Linked DNA regions of Homo sapiens: region 2 is linked to region 1. Evidence: read pairs that join two places in POLR2A ChIA-PET (ENCODE). Cell type or tissue: Panc1. All regions are shown on one strand. Each heading gives the region's core, and the rest is flanking DNA. Links, peaks and the distances in the headings are about the cores only.

Region 1 (10,439 bases), core at 1,432-9,431:
GGTGCACACCACCATGCCCAGCTAATTTTTGTATTTTTAGTAGAGACGGAGTTTCACCATGTTGGTCAGGCTGGTCTCAAACTCCCAACCTCAGGTGATCTGCCTGCCTTGGCCTCCCAAAGTGCTGGATTACAGGCATGAGCCACCACGCCCAGCCAAAAAAAAAAATTTTTTTTTAAGTCTCCTCTGTGAAGCCTCCCCTGGTCATCTAAAATTTAATCCCTTTCCCCAGGCAATTCATATCCCCCTTCCCAACTTAATTTTTTCTTCTTAGCAGTTATCACTAGCATACCATTTATTTTATTTCTCTTTTTTTTTTTGTGAGACAGGGTCTCACTCTGTTGCCCAGGCTGGAGTGCAGTGGTGCAATCGTGGCTCACTGCAACCTCCATCTCCTGGGATCCAGCGATCCTCCCACCTCAGCCTCCTGAAAAGCAGGGACTGCAGGTATGTGCCATGCCTGGCTAATTTTTTTAATTTTTAATTTTTTATAGAGATGAGGTCTTACTATGTTGCCCAGGCTGGTCTTGACCTCCTGGCCTCAAGTGATCCTCCCACCTTGGCTTCCCAAAGTACTGGGATTACACACATGAGCCACCATGCCTGGTCTTATTTATTTATTTTGTTTGTTTGTTTTTGGGTTTTCCTTGAGACAGGGTCACACTCAGTCACCCAGACAAAAATGCAGTGGCTTGATCACAGCTCACTGCAGCCTCAAACCCCTGGCTTCAAGGGATCCTCCCACCTCAGCCTCCGGAGTAGCTGGGACCACAGGCATGTACCACAAAGCCTGGCTAATTTTTTGATTTTTTGTAGAGACAGAATTTCACTCTATTGCCCAGGCTGAACTTGACCTCCTGGGCTCAAGTGATCCTCCCACCTGGGCCTCCCAAAGTGCTGGGATCCCAGGTATGAACCACCATGCACAGTTTATTTATCTTTATTGTCTCCCCAATTAGACTGCAAGTTCCACAAAGGTAGAGCTTTTTGTCTGTTTTATCTTTTCATCTCCAACATTCAGAAAAGTGCCTGGCACAGAATAAGTGCTCAATGATGATTTTTTGAATAAATGAATGGTGTCCAAACTTGTCAGGACGAACATGTTGACTTTATTTTAGTGCTTTTAAGGATTTCCTTTGAAAACTTAGCCAGTGCAACTCAGCCAGTGCAGCTGGAGTGAGTCCGTGGTATCAGTGTTGAAACCAGGGGGAGCTTGGCTGGCATGGCTGCTCCAGGGCCAAGGAGAAGGCCACACAATTGGGAGATTGAGTCTATTTACAGGGGCTTGAACAAATAAATACATATATTAAGGAAATGGGAGCTAGGTTTCTCACTACTGGAGTAGGGAGGTACATATGTGGAAGGTGTAAAGTGAATAAACACTATGGTGATGGATTGGAATTGGGAAATGTGGTGTGAGTGTGTGTGTGTGTGTAGTCATGCATGTGTTTCCTAACTCTGTCCACAGAGAGGGTCTAGAAGCAATGACACTACAGTAACAACTCTGAGTATACCTCCATATTAAACAGCAGAGACTCAGATGACAGATACTTCACTAAAGAGAAGCTCCTGTATAAATTTTAAACCTAAAATAGAATGCTAGCGTAACGGAACTGAAGGGACTCTCATGGAAAACCTACAGTGCCTTCTAATCTTACAGGAATGAAAAGCTCATCTTGAGACATTAAACAAGAAGAAAAATTACTCATACTTTATCATTACAGACTATATCCCTTTAGACTATATTTACGGATATTTATGGAAATGATTTGTAGAAGTGCTACACATACTATTCTGCAATATGCTTTTTTCACTTAAGACTTGTAACATCTTTCTATGTCATATCCTTTATGACTTTTTTTTTTTGGTTAGTGACAAAAACCAAAATCAAATCAAACTGGTTTAAGAAAAAGAGTGAAAAGTCCAGGTGCTTTCTTTTTGGTAGGCATTGTTCAAGGGACCTCTTTCCCACAACTCCAAGCTATCCTTTGTATCAACTCTAGCAGATGAAAAAGAACTTCCCTCTCCCAATCTTTTGCACAAAAAGTCCTGGGATCAAAACGCACTGGTCTAACATAGGTCAGGTGCCCATCTTGGAACCCATCACTGAGCCAGGAGTCAGGAGATGCTGACTCAACAGACATGAATCATGCCGCCCTGAAGTGGGGTAATGGCTAACTCACTTCCTGAAATGAGATGAGGAAGGGTGGTGGTCCCCTCAAAGAAAACTAGGGTCCTGTTGCCTGGAAAAGTGAATGGATTCTGTGCAGAAAAATAACAGAAGTTTACCACATGTGTCATTCAGTATAATTCTACATCATTATTTTGATGGTTTCCACAGTTATCCCATGAAATGGATGAATCTTTAATTTGTTGTAACTCTATCATTGGACATGTAGATTTGTTTCCTGTTTCACAGTGATAAACACCATTGCTATGAACACTCTAATAGCGAAATCTTTATACTCATCTTTATTTCCTTTAGGCAAAATTCCTAGTGGTAGAATTTCTGAGTAGAAGGGTTAGTATTTTTGCCTTTGCTGTGTTTTGTCAAGTTGCGTTACTATATGCTTTCTCTGAACCTTCATAATATTATATACTGTTATTTTTTTAATTACAGAGACTGAACAGTTTACAGATTTTAAAAAGCCTTCATTTAAAAATTGCATTTGGGTTTTTTTTTTTGAATTGTGGTAAATATACATAAGATTTACCATTTTATATAACCTTTTTTTTGGGAGGGGGATGGGGTCTTACTATGCAGCCAGGCTGGTCTCAAATTCGTGGGCTCTAGCAATCTTCCCACTTCATCCTCCAGAGTAGCTGGAACTATAGCTATATGCCACTACACCAGCCTCACTTTAATCATTTTTAAGTGTACTATAGCATTATGTACGTTGCCATTGTTGTAACTATCACTACCATCTCCAGAACTTTTCATCTTCCCAAACTGAAACTCCATACCCATTAAACACTAACTCCCCATTTCCCCCCGCCACTGCTCAGTTCTTGTCAATCACCATTCTACTTTCTGTCTCTACGAATCTGACTGCTCTAGAACCTTATATCATGAAATCATACAGCATTTGTCTAAATTTGCATTTTTATTACTAATAAGTGTAATTTTTCTCATAAATCACTCAGCTATTTGCACTTCCTCTTTGGGGGTTTGTTCTTCTCCTTTGTTTATTTTTCTGTTCGGGAACTTTGTGAACTTTCTTCGTATGCTGTATTAGCTGTGACTCTCATATGTATTGCTAAAAGTTTTCCCTATTTGTTATTTGTCTTTTTACACTGATTATGGTGTTTTTAATTTTTTTTTAATTTAAATTTTTATTTTATTGGGCAGCCTCCTGAGCCAGAGTAGGCCCAGAGAGACTCCTGCAGTTATTTTTTTTTTTTTTAGTTAAAATTTTCATTTTATGGATTCTGTCTTAGTCCTTTTGGGCTATTATAACAAAATACCTTAGACTGGGTTACTTATTTATTTATTGAGACAGGATCTCACTCTGTCACCCAAGCTATAGTGCAGTGGCATGATCATGGCTCACTGGAGCCTTGACCTTCCAGGCTCAATCCATCCTCCCGCCTCAGCCTCCCAGGTAGCTGGGACCACAGGCATGTGCCACCACACTTACCTAATTTTTGTATTTTCTTTAGAGATGGGGTCTCACTATGTTGCCCAGGCTGGTCTCAAACTCCTGAGCTCAAGCAATCCATTTGCCTCGGCCTCCCATCAAGTGCTGAGATTACAGGCGTAAGCCACCATGCCCAGCTAAACTGGGTAATTTATTACTTTATTATTAGTGGTATTATTATTATTGAGACAGAGTCTCGCTCTGTCACCCAGGTTGTAGTGCACTGGCACAATCTCGGCTCACTGCAGCTTCCGCCTCCCGGGCTCAAGCAATTCTCCTGCCTCAGCCTCCTGAGTGGCTGGGATTATAGGTGCCCACCACCATACCCGGCTAATTTTTTTTTTTATTTTAGTAGATATGGGGTTTCAGCATGTTGGCCAGGATGATCTCGAACTCCTGATCTCAGGTGATTCACCTGCCTTGGCCTTCCAAAGTGCTGGGATTACAGGCGTGAGCCACCACGCCCAGCCTAGACTGGGTAGTTTATAAACAATGGAAATGTATTGCACACAGTTCTGGAGGCTGAGCAGCCCAAGGTCAAGTTACCGACAGACTGAGCATCTGGTAAGAGCTTGCCTTCCCTGCTTCAAAGATGACACCTTGTTGAGTTCTCACATAGTGGAAGGGCAAGCTAGCTCCTTTCAGTCTGTTTTATAAGGGTGCTGATCTCCTTCCTGAACACTCTGCCCTCATAACTTAATCATCTCCTAAAGGTCCCACCTCCTTTTTTTTTTTTTTTTTTTTTGAGACAGAGTCTCGCTCTGTCACCCAGGCTGGAGTGCAGTGGCATGATCTCAGCTCTCACTGCAACCTCGACCTCCTGGGTTCAAGCGATTTTTGTGCCTCAGACTCCTGAGTAACTGGGATTATAGGCTTGTGCCACCATGTCCAGCTAATTTTTGTATATTTTAGTAGAGACAGGTTTCACCATGTTAACCAGGCTGGTCTTGAACTACTGACCTCAGGTGATCTGCCTGCCTCGGCCTCCCAAATTGCTGGGATTACAGGCATGAGCCACCGTACCTGGTCAACACCTCTTGATACTATCACATTGGTGATCAAGTATCAACATATGAATTTGGTGGGGGACACATTCAGACCACAGCACTGTCATTGTTGACGTGTTTAGAAAGGCCTTCCCCACTCTTCTATATAAATACATTCTTAAAACTCCTTCTGATATATTTATGGCTTCATTTTTACATTAAATCTCTAAGTTATTATTGATTTTGATATATGGTATAAAGTTGAATTCTAACCATTTTTTAAAAAGTACAATTGGGCGGCCGGGCGCGGTGGCTCATGCCTGTAATCCCAACACTTTGGGAGGCCAAGGCGGGAGGATCACGAGGTCAGGAGATCGAGACCACCCTGGCTAACACGGTGAAACCCCGTCTCTACTAAAAATACAAAAAATTAGCCAGGCGTGGTGGCGGGCGCCTGAAGTCCCAGCTACTTGGGAGGCTGAGGCAGGAGAATGGCCTGAACCCAGGAGGCGGAGCTTGCAGTGAGCCGAGATTGCACCATTGCACTCCAGCTGGGTAACAGAGCGAGACTCCGTCTCAAAAAAAAAAAAAAAAAAGGTACAATTGAGCTGGGTGTGGTGGCTCACACCTATAATCCCAGCACTTTGGGAGACCGGGGCAGGCAGATAGCTTGGGCCTAGGAGTTCAAGACCAGCCTGGGCAACACAGTAAAATCCTGTCTGTACAAAAGATACAAAAATTAGCCAGGTGTGGTGGTGTGCACCTGTTGTCCCAGCTACTAGGGAGGCTAAGGTGGGAGGATTGATTGAGCCTGGGAGGCAGAGGCTGCAGTGAGCCAAGGTCATGCAACTGCACTCCAGCCTGGGTGGCAGAGTGAAAACCTGTCTTAAAAAAAAAAATGGCCATTGAACAATGCAGGGGTTGGGGTCCCTACACTCCATGCAGTCGAAAATCCATGCATAATGTTTGACTCCCCCAAAACTTAACTCCTAATAGCCTGTTATTGACCAGAGCCTTACTGATAACATAAACAGTCAACTAACACATATTTTGTATATGTATCATATACTGTATTCTTAAGATAGAAAAAAGAAAATGTCATTAAGAAAACCTTTTTATGTTTTTGTTTTTAAGACGGTCTTGCTCTGTCACCCAGGATGCAGTGCAGTGGCTCAGTCATGGCTCACTGCAGCCTTGACCTCCTGGGCTCAAGCAATCCTCCCACCTCAGCCTCCAGAGAAGCTGAAACCACGGGCACGTGCCACCATGCCTGGCTATTTTTTTTTTTTTTTGGTAGAGATGGGAGATCTCACTATGTTACCTAGGCTAGTCTCGAACTCCTGGGCTCAAGCAATCCTCTTGCCTCGGCCTTCCAAAGTGCTGGGATTACAGATGTGAGCCACTGTGCCCAGCTATGAAAATCTTAAGAGAAAATGCATGTACAGTATTTTACTGTATTCATCAAACCAAGTTCACATTGTCTGTTTACAAGATGAATCATCTGTCTGAAATGGTCAGCGCCTGTGGCTGCAGACCTCAATCGAAGGTTCATATCAAGGAGTTCAGCTTTTTCTTGTGATATCATGACTTTTATCTGCTTCTTGAGTGCACTTCAGGCATCACTAATGGCACTTTGTATGGGTCCCATGGTGTTATTCAAGGTTTACAGTATTGCACTTGTCAACTGAAGAACGATGGAGGTTCATACATTTGGAAAGGAGAGCTTTCTTATAAAGGGTTGCAGCTTGCAGGGTGGCCATTCTGACAGGCTGGAAAGAACAGCCTCCAGCCAGAAGCCAAAAACAGACACTTTGACAGGGGGAAGAGTATGACAGAGATTTGCTGAAGCAGGTGGCCAAATATACATACTTAATAAGCTATAGGAGGAGTTATGATTATTTATGAAAGGAGAAACACACACATGCACAATAGAGCTTCATGCTTCTCCATGGGACCCATGTTCAAAAAGTGGCAGTGTTAGCACCCTCCATCCAAGGGTGGAGTTTTTGGCCCTCTGATTTCAAGTGGTGAAGCAGACAACACGAAAACCTCTCTGCTCATCCTTGGTAGACTGGCCAGAGCCACTCTGTGGACCCTGGTCTCTTATGAGGAAGGAAAGCTTTGTCCAAACTGCCAAATGGAAGGGCAGCGACAGGTGGTTGGTGGCTATCAGCAGTGGAGCAAGTCTCTCAGAAGGGCTGGCTTCTCTGTAACCCTTAAGGAAGAAAACCTAAGAGCAGTTAGAGCAGGAGCAGGTGTAATGAGGCCCCCATCTCGTCACAGCTGGAACTGAGTTTTGGCCGAGAAAGGAGTCTGTTTAGTTGGTTGGGGGGCTTAGGATTTCATTTTTCTCACACTAAACACACACAAAAAATGCAAGAACTGAGAGAAATTAGTTTTTACTTCAATGGAATTTACTGGAGAGATGAACTGGGCAAGTGGAGATGACCGACGAGCGTCACACAACGTTTTGGGTGGATACTCACAACACTGGAGCCCACCACGACAACAACGAGAGGCAGCTGCAAAATTATTCCAGCAGTACAGTGTGTACTACAGTGAGTTGTATGCAGTTATGATTTAATACTGCATCTTCACATTTGTTTCCATTTCTCTGGACTGCAAATGGCGCCATGTGTAGTCTGATGTTTGTGTGTGTAAATTTTGATACATTTTAACATTTTAATAATAGATTTGTGTATATTTTATGGTAGTAAATGATAAAAATAGACAAGTGTCTACATATTTTTATGCGTTGATGACATACCTAACATTTTCTTTTTTCCATATTTCTAGGCTATGTGATTTGTCTGCAAGTTTTTTATAATTGTTGCAAATATCCCCCCAAAATTTCCATATATTTATTGAAAAAAATTCACATATAAGTGGACTCATGCAGTTCAAATTTGTGCTGTTGAAGGGTCAACTGGATTTTTCCAGTTTTCTTGATACTAGTTACTACTCACTGAATAATTCATCTTCTCCTCCTTCCCCCACTCCAACAGTATATAATAGTTTTCTTCTATTTACAATGACAGAATTAACATATTTTTTCCTCCATCTCCCCCTCTCTATCACCTGATTTTAGTAATATTATCTTTCTTCATGTTTACCTCTAATTATTTTACCTCTGTATTATTCCATTTTATACTTATAACTCTACTATTCATTTAATTAGCTTTAAGTAATAACTTTTCACCTCTAGTTATTAAAGATGAGGAATCAGTATACTTTATTTCATATATATAATTTTTAATTGTTTAGAGATGGGGTCTTACTATTTTGCTCAGGCTAGTCTCAAATTCCTGAGCTCAAACAATCCTCCTGCCTCAGCCCCCCAAGTAGCTAGGATTACAGACACACACCATAGTATCCAGCAAACAAACAAAAAAATCAGTATATTTTCATCCTTTTCCATCCATTGCTTTCCACTTTTTATTGCTCTATCATTTCTACATCATCAGGGCTAATAACATTTAAATTCCATCTTTCCACCGTAATCCTCATATTTGTCTTTGTCCTGTGATTTGCATCAAAGCTCACTGCCAATCCCGTCTGCAGTTGTTTCTCCACTCATCTCTTGTTCTACTGAACCTTCTAACATTTCTCAAATGGATTTATGAAAATAATATTCCAAGAGTTCTTTCATCTTCAAACTATTTATCTTTTGTCTTTACACCTGAAAATATTTGGCTCATGTTTTCTTTCCTATGGGATTTTGTAGCCATTTCTCAAAAATCTTCCAGCATTGAAGTTTGCTATGGAAAAAGACAGAGGCTAGCCTTTGGATTACTTCCTTCACATCATGCCAAGGAAGCTCCAGCATTTCAACCTCATTAACTGTAGACCACCAGTGAGTCGAAATTTTTAGTCAACCAACCAAGTAAGCTTTTACAGCCATCTCCAGCTGCATGGACTGACACTTTGAACCTGCAGTCCCTAGTAAAGTGTATCCATAGCAGTGAATTCAGCTGGATCTAGTGTTCTATTCTGTTTTCCTTGGTTTAATACCTTTAGCATCCACTTCCACACATTCACCAGGTTTCCATTCATATATATTAACAAAATATTGCAGTTATTTTGGTGTTATTTCCTCCTGGATCATAGTGTGTACCTGCCCACCTGGAGATGTCAAGATTTGATCCTAGTTATGGGGCTAGTGGCAATAAAGGATGGTTATCATGGGTCTTGAAGAGAATGGGCATCCTCTTCCAAGGTGTCTGCCCCAAGTGACATTATCACAAGGTTTTCAAACAAAGACTAGTCTCTTCAGATACTGGAGAGCAAACAACTTTCATTGGTGAGGCTCTACTGCCTAGCAATTGCCATTCTTCATCCTATGCGTACAAATCCAAAAGAGCTTTGGTGCTTAAGAAGAAAAAAAAGTACCTCTGAATGTCTTATGATATATGAACTTTTATCAAGAAGTAACTTGGAAAAGAAGACTTTTATCTAGAATCCTCGTAGCATTTAGAGAGAATACCACTCTCTTCTGTTGCCCTGGCCATTTGAGCATTCTCAGCAAATAGTATTTTCTGAAAAGATGCTAAATGTATTAAACCTTTGAGTTTAATGATTTGAGTCTCAAATGATGCTAAAGGTATTAAACCTTTGATGCTAAAGGTATTAAACCTTTGAGGCAGATGCTTTTTATCTTGTGATTCTCAATTGAAGGAGCAGTTAAAAAAAAAAAAAAGATGAAGCCGGATGTGGTGGCTCATACCTGTAATCCCAGCACTTTGGGAGGCCAAGGCCAGTGGATCACGAGGTCAGCAGATCGAGACCATCCTAGCCAACATGGTGAAACCCCTTCTCTACAAAAAATAAAAAAATTAGCTGGGCGTGGTGGCGCGCACCTGCAGTCCCTGCTACTTGGAAGGCTGAGGCAGGAGAATCGCTTGAACCTAGGAGGTGGAGGTTTCAGGGAGCCAAGGTCGCACCACTGCACTCCAGCCTGTTGACAGAGCGAGACTCTGTCTTCAATAAATAAATAAAAAACATGAAGTCCTGCAGGCTGCAGGGGGTGCTTTGAAAATGTGTGAGGGTGTCATAGTAACTCTGCTATTAGCATTTAGTGGGCAGAGGCTCAACATGCTAGAGCTCCACATGTGTGGGATAGTCCCACATACTGTCCAATTTTTGAATGTCCTGCCAAATATTCATATGAAGGAAAAATATTTCTTTTTGATTATCTGAGCCCAGACTCTCTCTTGTACATATAGGCACCAAGTATTTTTAGCATAGTTTCAATAAATGAGTTTTCCAAGAAAGTAAAATATCATGTAACACAAGGGAAGGTTGCGTTTTGTTTTAGGTTCTCCATTTTGGAAAATCATCAAGGGCAATAACGTCACTCGTGGTATTTGAGTAGTTGATACTCACCTACTACAACTCAGTCTGTATGTATAACGTTGCACTTACAGTGATTGTTCTCTACCTATATTAATATATTTATTCAGTCCTTATTTCACTAATTATGAAGAAAAGTATCAATATTCAGTTGGATATTTCAAATTAGGTCTTATATCTTTGTCCACAAATGAACAGTTACCAATATTTCCATTTTGTTAACATGTTTTTCTCTCAGGAAGCAATGAAACCATGAAGATTAAGTGACCACTTTACAAAGAAACAGAGCAATAAGTTGGCAGAGATACAGCATCCTGAGAACTTTGAAAGCTGTCTTACTATCATTGGAATGTTTAACAAATTTTTCCTAATCAGAAAGATGGTTTTATTGTTTCTTTCAGAATAGCACAATGATTGAAAAATGTGGTAAGCCACACAATGTTAAGGCAAAATTGATTTTGCCGGC
Region 2 (10,439 bases), core at 1,644-9,643, 790 kb after region 1:
ATAGCATTGAGATCACAGTACTTTCCTGTTACTGAGCGATGAGAAGGATTCAAAGAAGGTAGAGTGAGGGAAAACCAAAATGGCTGCTTTCCTGTGCCCCTTCTGTTGTGATTTTCTGTGCAATGCCTCTCGCCCCTCTGCCCTACCTGAACTCTGTGTAGCTGGGGTCAAAGGTCAAGCTAGAAAACAAGCTGCTGGAAGTGTCACGGCTTACACAGGGGGCATCTGGAGTCTGTTTCTTCTCCAGGTGGAATCCTTCTTTATCTCAGTCTCCAAATACTGGAAATCACACTTTCGGTCACACTCTCCCTTCTCTCATCTTAAAGCTAAAGGCACAGATGGCCCAGAGCACTGGTAGGGCAGAGAACACACCCAGGACAACTCTCATTTGTGAGAGAAGCCAATCCCAAATGAGAAGGTGAGATCTGGGGCAGCCAGCATGGTGCAGAGAGTGCAGTGGGGGGCCAGAAACACATCCCAGCCTGGAGAGAGGCAGGACAGGCGCTGACCTCAACAGGAGGGGCAGCCAGGGAGAGCCTGGGCACACCAGAACCCAAACCCTATGGTCATGAACTGGTTTTCACTAGTTCCTGGATGCTAAGGAGGTGGGATTGCCTCTCAGAGACCCATGTCTACCATCTGAAGTTGTATGTTTAGGGATTTCTACATGAGCGGTATGGTAACATTCATCAAATTCTGATTCTGGTTTATTGGTCCAATCTTTTCCCAAAGGATGCTTTTGGTACATTCTTAAGGTCCTTAATTAAATAACCCTCCCAGGTGTCACTTTAGTTGGTTGCCTGGATGGAGTTGACCTTACCTAATAATTCAAATCTACTCAGTGGCCAAAGTGAGAAAACCCAGAAAACTACACACCTTCCAGAATGGAGCTTAAACAAGGCTTATTTCAGTCTGAGTCTATTACACGTTATACCCCCACTTTACAGCAGGGACTGAGTTGATAATTTCTTTAACCCGCATAACACCAAACACAATGTCTTGCACATGGTAGGCATTAAATACATATGTTGAATTAAACCACATGTTTTGACGTTGTCAGTGAAACCTGCATATACTTGGTAGGGGTTTTCAGACACCCTGTTCCATCTTGCCCCATAAGGCTCCCAAGATCTATGAATTTTGACTGTCTAACCACATCCTGTTGTGCATGGGTACTTGCAGCCAAGTGCTTGCAAAAGCAGTTAACACTAGTGATAAAAGATCACCCAAGATAATGTTCTATAATTGCCTCCAGAGTAGGAGAGCTATTGCTGCTATTGTTTGGAAATTAAGTACAAGCTGAGATTATCCTTCCTGAATTTAGAAGAAGGCAGATTCCAAAAGTGTCTCTCATAGAAAAAAATCTCAGCATTCAAATTGGACTTTAAACACTCACATCTTGACAGGCATGATATCTGATACACAGAGTAGATAGCCCCAGTTAAATAACATGCTGCAGATCCATGTGTAGATTCTAAATCTTAGTGAAAAGGTCAGAGGACTGCCACCCTCCTCGTGGGAGCTTTGAGTATCATGTGTCTGGGTGGTGAATTCCCAGGTTGGACTGGAGGGGTTTACTGTCCTCCAAGAGGCAAAAATTAGGAGAACTTGGCTTCAGTCTGCCTTTGCAATTGCCTGCCTCTTCTTTTCAATCCCCCCTCCCTTCCATCCAGCCCTCAGAACTCACTTTAAGAACGTGAGGGCCTCGAGGTCAAGAGATCGAGACCATCCTGGCCAACATGGTGAAACCCTGTCTCTACTAAAAATACAAAAATTAGCTGAGTGTGGTGGCATGCACCTGTAGTCCCAGCTACTCAGGAGGCTGAGGAAGGAGAATCGCTTGAACCCGGGAGGTGGAGGTTGCAGTGAGCTGAGATTGCGCCACTGCACTCCAGCCTGGGGACAGAGCGATGACCTCTGGGATATCTCCCTAGATACTGAAGTCGATGAAGCTTGGACAGAGTAATGGGTTTTGGATTTGAACTCAATGATTATATCTAAAAGTCACTACTGGCATCTCCTTCCTTTATATTGGACAAATAAAATGCAAACCCAACTGATACAGCTAAGAAGTATGGAATCCAGAGAAGCCACAGACTTACACCAGTGTGAAATGATCGTTCGGTCACGTGGCACAGAGAAAGTGCAAAAACATGGAGTCTTCGTGGAAAGGCCCTGCTTGAGCCTTTCTGTCTATCTGTTACACGTTTCCTTTCTCAAGCGTCTTACTGCTGGAGTCTCGCATTGTGGGAAAGGGAAGAGCTGTCGAAGAAAGGCCTTGATGTTCTTAACTGCTCCGAGGTTAAGAGCAGTTCAGACAAATTTAATGGAAAGACATTTAAAGGATCTATGGCAAGAATTATGCTTCCATTGTGTGCAGCCTGCTGAATTCACCGCAGCCATTTTGGACAACGCCCTCTGCTGGTGGTGGTTGCAGACTACTTGTTCATTAAGACAAGGACCTCTGCCCAAGTAGGTTTTTTCTTGTTACTATGTTGGAATGATTAAGATTGGGCTCGTCTACAAAGGGGCAGCTGCTTTAGAACTGGTCTGAGGGTCCGACAGATGTGTTCTGGTGTGGGTACAGATAGAAGGCAGGAGGAGTAATAGGAGAGAAATGCAAGGTGCCTGTAGTTCTGTCCAGGAAGTTTTCTGAAGACATTTCTTCTGCTGAAGACTTTGCTTAGGAGGCATCCTCCTTAAACCAGCACATTCTTCATCTGAAAGACTTTACTGTTTAAGATTCAGAAACCGGCTAATTTACTGCTCACTCTGCAAATGTTCTACCCGTTCTATGTCTTTGACTGTCAAGATAAATGAGATAGACTAGAAAGCATCTGAGAGTTAGGAAAGCACAAGGAATCATGGCATTTAAGGTGTGGTAGTAGTATGAATTTCTTTTGTTTTACAGAAGAGGCCTGTTTAGTAGGTCTCCTGCCTCCATGTCCTCTGTGGCCGCTCGCCCTGGATACATTTTTGGGTGGAAGGAGAATCTGTTTCTGTATTATTCTGCAATTAGCATGGCCTGGTCATTATGTCCCAAGCACTGTATTCTTCCAGCGTCTACTCCTCTGTTTCCAAGTGATCCAGTAGATCCAGGGAGGCAAAAGGTCACTGTCCTCATGGAAAGGTTAGACCTCTATCCATCCACAGTCTCAGAATAATTCTACAAAGATGTAAATATCATAATTGTGTTTGGGCACAATTTGAAACTTAGGACTGAATGATTTAGAGAGGATGACTGTGTCCTGGGTCTGGGACAATATGCTTACTTGAAATCATTCATGCAGGCATGCATTCAACAAATAGTTTCTGGACACCTACAGTTGCCAGACTATAATTAAAGGCCTCGGATCCACTCCTCTCCCTCTTCAGGCTTTTTGTGATATGGCCCCACCCTACCTATCGGATCTTTTTTCCCACTCAGGCATAACCTGCTTTACTGGCTCTCAAACAAGTGTGTGTCTGGAAGGTGTGTCGCTGCCCGCCAGCATGCTGTGTGTGCTGTCAGCCAGGCCTCCCATCTGAATGTCACTGGTCCTCAGCATGGTGCACACACAGCAGATCTCCAATAAATCTTTGGTTCATTGATTAATCTGTAAAGCTACCATTGTTGAGCATCTGCAAAATCATCAATAAGGAGTGTCTTAGCTCCCCGATGCGACAGAAACAGGACATATTGAGAAACAGAGGAATTTAAGGCAGTTTCTGCTTTGAATTTGAGACTGAAGCTAATTCAAAATGCTGTCAGAAATTTGGAACCATTTTGCTGGCTAGAACTTGCTAGTGAAGGCATAGAGAAGCGTGTTTCCTTTTCCTTAGGGCCCATTTATAACATCCTGGAAACTGTCCTTGGATCCTAAGTCTCTGCTCTCTGTGTGCTAAGGCCTCCCTCTCTAACCCCTCACCTCCTCTCTGTCAGTTTGCCCTCTCCCCTAGACAAAAATAAACCTCATTACTTTCCTGTAAGTCTTACCTTTCTCACCTCACCCAGACCACTGTCTAATTTTCTCCTTTCCTCTGGTTCTTGGAGTTCATTACCATCCTTTTTCCCATTCCCAGAGATGGCCTGAACTCTCACAAACATCAAAATGATCTTCCTCCAAAGTATTTACTAAGTGGCTTTCTGCATGCAGTGCTGTGCTGGACAAACACCAAATAAGTTCATAGAGCAAGGTCCACACCCTTCGGGTGTGTTGTCTTTCTGTAAAGGCCAACAGGGATGGGATGTCGAGAAGTTTTGGTTAGTTAATAAACACAGTACTTCTTTCTTTTCGTTTTATTTCTCTTGTGCATGACCTCTCTCTTTTGTCTGTAAAATGGGAACAAGATCACTTGCCTCACAGAGCTGTTTAGAGGAGTAAGTGAGGTAATTTACCCAAAAGTACTTGACAACTATAAAGTTCCCTTGTTTTTATTTTTACCACCTGGCATAATGCCTGGAATGTCAGGTGCTTGGTAATTCTTTTGTTGGAAGAATAAGTGAATGAAATTTTTAAAAGTCTCTGCACTCTGCTAGAATCAGGTTGGAAAGTGACCATACACACTCATGAAATACCATGAGAACCACATATAACAACACCTCACTTATTGAGATGCCTTTTTTGTGTAAAAGCAATTATCTGGAACATAGTTAAAAAGCAATGTTCCCAGAGCAGCCAGAAAAATGTCCTTGAACACATGTAACCAAGTGTATGCCCGTTATTCATTAAGAAGGTCTTGAAACAGAGGCTACTTCGTTTTAGAATTGTATTCATTCTTTTAACAAACCTGCTTCTCTGGGATCCCAGCCCTACAGCAACATTTTAGGGTAGAAATGGAAAGTGGAATCACCTGTTAAAGGGAACATATAGCTGACAGGAAGTATCACTGCAATATAGCCTTCTATAAAAATACATATTTTCAATAATGGCCATTTGTGATAAACTAAAGTCCAAACTAGATTTAGTATCTTCTGAAGTCATTCGTGTTAAATAATACATTTTAGATGTGTTAAAAAGGAAAGGAATATATGCTCTTAAAATATTAACTCCAGTGGTCAGAAAAAAGCAAGTTGCAAGTAGCGCGCAGCATGACTGTCAACAAATGGGAAAGGACACTGTCCAGGTTCAACACATAAGCGTTGGAGGCTCAAGCAGAGGCTACTCACAGTGGGTGCGTTCCCCTGGAGGGGAGAATTTGAGCAGTGGCAGCAGCTGTGGCAGCAGGTGCCTGCTGCTGCGCTCGGAAATACTCTCATTGCCTTGTCTGTATTAACACATTCAATTCTTGCAACTGACCTATCAGGTAGCCTTATTATTATTATCCTTTTCCAGATGAGAAACTGAGAAGAGAGAGGCTCAGTAACTTGCCCAAGGTCACACAGGAGTGGAAGTGAGCCTATGCTACTCATCACTGTGCTAATCGTTTCCCCAGGTTTTAAAAGAGAAGAATAAAATTCACTGGTGAGGAGAAGAATAACAGGAGCAATGCATTGAGCAGCGACGGCAATGGGAAAAGGAATTATTAAGATGATGCTTTAAAGTATTGGGAGATTTAAAAAGCTGCCATGTAGTTTTTTTGTAAGATAAAGAAAACTCCATGAAAAAAGTGTAGATAGGGTATTGCCTGAAGGATGCACTTAAAGAGACCATCATTCAGAAATGGGGTGACTATGTAACATGGGTGACTGTGATTTCATAAAGCTCTTGTTTCAGGTGAGTGTGTTGGGATCTGGTATAAAATATTTTTCTTCCTGGGAATCCAGTCAAGAGACTTTGAAAGTGCTTGCTCTATAAAGTTAGATGCCCCACAGGGACAAAGCTGGCAGGAGTGGCCAGGGACCGTGGGTCAGATTTGGTGTCACATTGCTCACTGATTCCATTTGCTCCAGTGACTCCTTCTGACTTAGTAGTTCCATCTGCCTTGCCTGCTCGTATTTGCAAAGGGAGGGACCATATCTGACCCAAGTGCTCAGGAAAGCATCCAGATGTGTGTACGTTTGCAAAGCTGTTCTTACTGGATACTGTGTAAATGCGCAGAAGACCGCTCATGAGATAATACATTGAGGGAGAGCTTACTATGTTAAGGGCCCTATGTTAGGAGACCGAGTTCTGCCATTTTTGGTTTAACAAATAGATATCTGATGTAACAATTTCAAATGGCAGAGAGAAAAATTTTATTTGAAAGGAGAGAAAGAAAACAAATCCCTTCCCCTCTCTATCCCATCCCTCGTATATCCCTTCCCCCCGTATATCCCTTCCCTCGTATATCCCATCCCCCGTATATACTTTCCCCCATATATCTCTTCCCCCGTATATCCTGTCCCCCGTATATCCCATATCCCTTCCCCTGTCTATCCTTTCCCCTGTCTATCCCTTCCCCTGTCTATCCCTTCCCCTGTCTATCCCTTCCCCTGTCTATCCTTTCCCCTGTCTATCCCTTCCCCTGTCTATCCCTTCCCCTGTCTATCCCTTCCCCTGTCTATCCCTTCCCATGTCTATCCCTTCCCCTGTCTATCCCTTCCCGTCTATCCCTTCCCCTGTCTATCCCTTCCCCTGTCTATCCCTTCCCCTGTCTATCCCTTCCCCTGTCTATCCTTTCCCCTGTATATCTCTTCCCCTGTCTATCCCTTCCCTTGTCTATCCCTTCCCCGTCTATCCCTTCCTCTGTCTATCCCTTCCCTTGTGTATCCTTTCCCTATATATCCCTTCCCCTGTATATCTCTTCCCCTGTATATCTATCGCTTCCTCTGTATATCTCTTCCATTGTATATCCCTTCCCCTGTATATCTGCAGCTTGACAAGCTTCAGTTTGAGGGCTGGCTTTAAGTCTGTTTTCATTTCCAGTGGGTACGCTTCGAGTTGGCACACAAATTCAATGTGTGAATGGTGTGGGAGTTAAGAAAGTTGCATTGCTATTTCTCTTTTCAAAATTAACAGTGGAATCCTTATGTGAGCCGTGTAGGCTCCGGAATGTGCCACACACTGTTCTCTAACTGCATAATTAGGGAGTTCTCCATAATAAAGTAGTCCTCATTCTTGCCAAAATTGGTGCCCCTCCTCCACACCCTCCTCTGAGAGGCAGGAGACTGACAGCTGCTCTGCAGGCTTCCCCAGCTCCTGTAATTTCACTGTCAATGTAGCCTCCACATCCTGGCTATAGGGTTTCTCAGGTGAGGCTTACTGATTGAGTCTGCCTGCTCTGAAGTCCCTGTCCCCTTTAGTTTCCTGGCTTTTCTGAATTCACCATGAATACCTCCCTGATCTACATTCTGTGCACATACACTCCTTGGCAAGTTCAGTTCCCAGTGGCTTTCTGCTACCCTTTATAGAGAAGACCTTTCTACACAAATGTGGTCCTTCAACCAGCAGAAGTGGCATCATGGGAGCATATTAGAAATGCAGATTCCAAGGGCCACCCCAGCCCTACTTGATCAGAACCTGCAGTCTAACGAGCTCCCCCAGATGATTTGTGTGCACACTGCAGTCTGAGGCGTGCTGGGTGTATACTTGGGAGCAGATCAGAAGGCAGCCTAGGTTTCTATCTTCAGTCTTGGTCAACCAATCAACTAATCATCTAATTAAGGACTACCTTCCTATAAGGATCATCTTTGGTATGCTAACTGTGGAAATCAGAGTAATAAAAAGGTACCAGCCCTGGGGGCTCCCAAGTAAAAACTTTTCTCATGGCGATTGCAAGATTAAGGACAGTAACATGGCCCAGGAAAGTAGGAACATGGGAGACATCTGATAATTCTGTGGCCCCTGCGAATGCAGAGGCTGTAATGCAGTTTAGGCTCCTGCAGTGACCTATCGGGCTTGTCTTACAAGCACTTACTGTGGTCAGTGCTGACAGCAGAGAAAAAGACATCTGATTTTGGTTTTTGATAAAAAGCCATGGCTGGGGCAGGTGGGTGTGCAGGCAGGCCCTGTGTCCTGTTGTGGCCTTCGCATGGGTAATTTAAAATCTCTTCAAGAAATTCATCAACTAGAAATTTCTAACTATAAAATTATGAAGAAATCATTCCTCAAGGATATACTGACCACATATTTAAAGTGTTTCTTTTAGGCTGGGTGCAGTGGCTCATGTCTGTAATCCCAGCACTTTGGGAGGCCGAGGTGAGTAGATCACCTGAGGCCAGGAGTTCGAGATCAGCCTGGCCAACTTGGTGAAACCCTGACTCTACTAAAAATACAAAAATTAGCCAGGTGTGGTGGCAGGTGCCTGTAGTCCCAGCTACTCTGGAGGCTGAGGCATGAGAATCGTTTGAGTCCAGGGGGCGGAGGTTGCAGTGAGCCAAGATCGCACAGCTGCACTCCAGTCTGGATGACAGAGCATGACTCTGCCTCAAAAATAAAAATAAAATAATAATAATAAAAACAAATTGAAAAATAAAGTATTCCTTTTAGGTTCTTAAAGTCCTGTTTGGCGCTTCACTTTCCTATGCTTCTATCATCCAACATGCTTTCAAGGTTATTAATTCTTTAGAAATGTGTTTCCATTAACTTCTTTCATTTCCTTTCCTGTGCCATCCCTAAAGTCCAAGCTATTATAACTTCTAATTATATCAGTTATGAGATGACTACTTGTTTCCACAGTATTTCCCCAAACACATCTTAAGACTGTCTTTAGCTGCACAGAGTTTCCTAAGATGATGTTTATCAGGCTACTTTCCTGTTTCATAACCACAGTGATGTTCCATCTAAATGACTCTCCTTTATCTTCAGTGCTTCGGTGACCTGGCCTCATGTCACCCGGACAAACTTGGCATGTACATCCAAAATATTAATCAAGATTTCTTTCCTAATATCATCTCTTGGCAAATAGAAAGTCACTTTAGATATGTCTTTACAAAGCTGGGTGCCTTTTGAAAAGCACTGGTAATGTGTGTATTTTCTCTACTACTTTATTTGGAAAAAAAGTTCACTGCTTGGGGATCACATTTTAGACTGAAATCAGTGCTAGCTTGGGATGCTTATTGAGGTTACCTGTTCGAACAAAAAAAATGTAGGAAAAGACATCAAATACTAGTAATTACTTCTGGGAGTGTGATCTTACTTCTAAGATTTTAAAAGTGATTATTTTTGAAAGATTACTTAAAAAATACAGTAAGAAGGTACTTTGTGGAGATCATGAGTATGCAACTACAGGAAAAAGGTTATAAAAGCTAATCTAATGGGGTGGAACTGGTAAATCGTGGCTTGGATAAAATATTTAATAACAGCTTCATCCATGGATTGAAGTAATGCCATATATCCAATATCTTAGATGACTGTAGAGATGAGGTACTCTGTAAAATTGTGATAGATGACTCAAAATATGGCCTTAAGGGATCATGGTGATTCACGAGAAGAGTTTCAAAAACTGATGTATAAAATGTGATGGAGAAAAGTATTGTTTGTATGTTGTATAAGATATGACTGTAAACAAGCATGTGCATTCAAGGAAAGCCTTGCTGCCCACACATTGACACCATCAGGGCCTTCCTCAGCAGGGTTAGCTACTAGGCCTCCCTAGGCCGAGGTCTCACTATTGGGCCAGTCCACATCAGGTGACCAAGCAAGGTAAAGACATAAGGCCCTGGCCACTTTGGCTTCACTGAGGGTAACTCTGGTAGGCAACATTTGCTCCAGAGCTCTTTGCAGGGTTAGTGGCGTCTTTGTCAGGCTTGTTTCACAGTTTAATATCTTCCTCTGCTAAATCCTGCTTCTTTTCTCTTTCTTTGACAGGTATTGATCTCTAAAAAGTATTTCACATTCCAAACTCCATCTCAGCATCTGTTTCTGGAGAATTCAGTTTGTAACAGCATGGGTGCTACATTAATAAATATTACAAGGAGATGTTGATTAATTTATCTACCTCCTTACCAGTTTACACATTCAGGTTGGCTACTAAAATTTTTCTTTAAAAATTATCTCATTGGGAAAACTGGGTATCACCTTATGAATAAGGTCATTTTTTATTGCATACACTCAGTATTCCCATTGATACTGTATTGAGGCTGGTCCACTCACTGTCCCTCTTGCCCCATGCCCTATCCCCATATCATACCCCATTGCACTCATTCCTGCTCTTAGGTTCTGGCTCATGCCAATTCCTCAAAGTAAATTTCTGTTCTTCTGCTCTCTTGCACATGTAGACCCTACTCATTCTTCAAGGTCTTCAAAGAAAGTACCACTTCCTCCACAAAGGCCTCTTTGACTTATGTAGCCTTCTCTTTTATTCCTTAATTTTAAAAAAATTAAATGTTATTTTGTTTTAAAAATGCAACTCAGTTCAGTGCAGCTATTTTCTAATTGTTTCATGTGAATTATATCTCCCAGTAACTAATACAGCACAGAGAGCATAAGGTAGTTACCTGTAAAAACACTAGTCAATTGATAAATATTAAGGAATATCCAAAAAGTTTAAAGTTTAAATTATACCCTGAGAGAGCAATATGTTCCAAAGCCTGTTTC

The links. ChIA-PET counts read pairs that join two places held together with the same protein. Peaks named below come from ENCODE experiments on the same cell type or tissue, not always from the same donor. Only the 100,000 strongest peaks of a DNase experiment are listed, where the experiment ranks them.
Region 2: POLR2A ChIA-PET joins it to region 1 with 5 read pairs; 12 of 35 experiments call an interaction of 5 or more read pairs at or near these places.

What each region holds. Positions count from the first base shown.
Region 1 is chr6:111,236,521-111,246,959 of GRCh38, forward strand. The region is part of intron 1 of SLC60A2-DT (SLC60A2 divergent transcript); the gene reads right to left. Among named protein-coding and RNA genes, the nearest start is that of SLC60A2-DT, 17 kb to the right of the region's middle. In Panc1, for the core only: no CTCF peak of the experiment used is centred there; a DNase peak (open chromatin) is centred at 6,125.
Region 2 is chr6:112,026,984-112,037,422 of GRCh38, forward strand. No RefSeq gene overlaps it. Among named protein-coding and RNA genes, the nearest start is that of CCN6, 22 kb to the right of the region's middle. In Panc1, for the core only: CTCF peaks have their summits at 2,142, 2,423 (motif pointing left) and 2,628; a DNase peak (open chromatin) is centred at 2,418; H3K27me3 peaks cover 1,644 bases.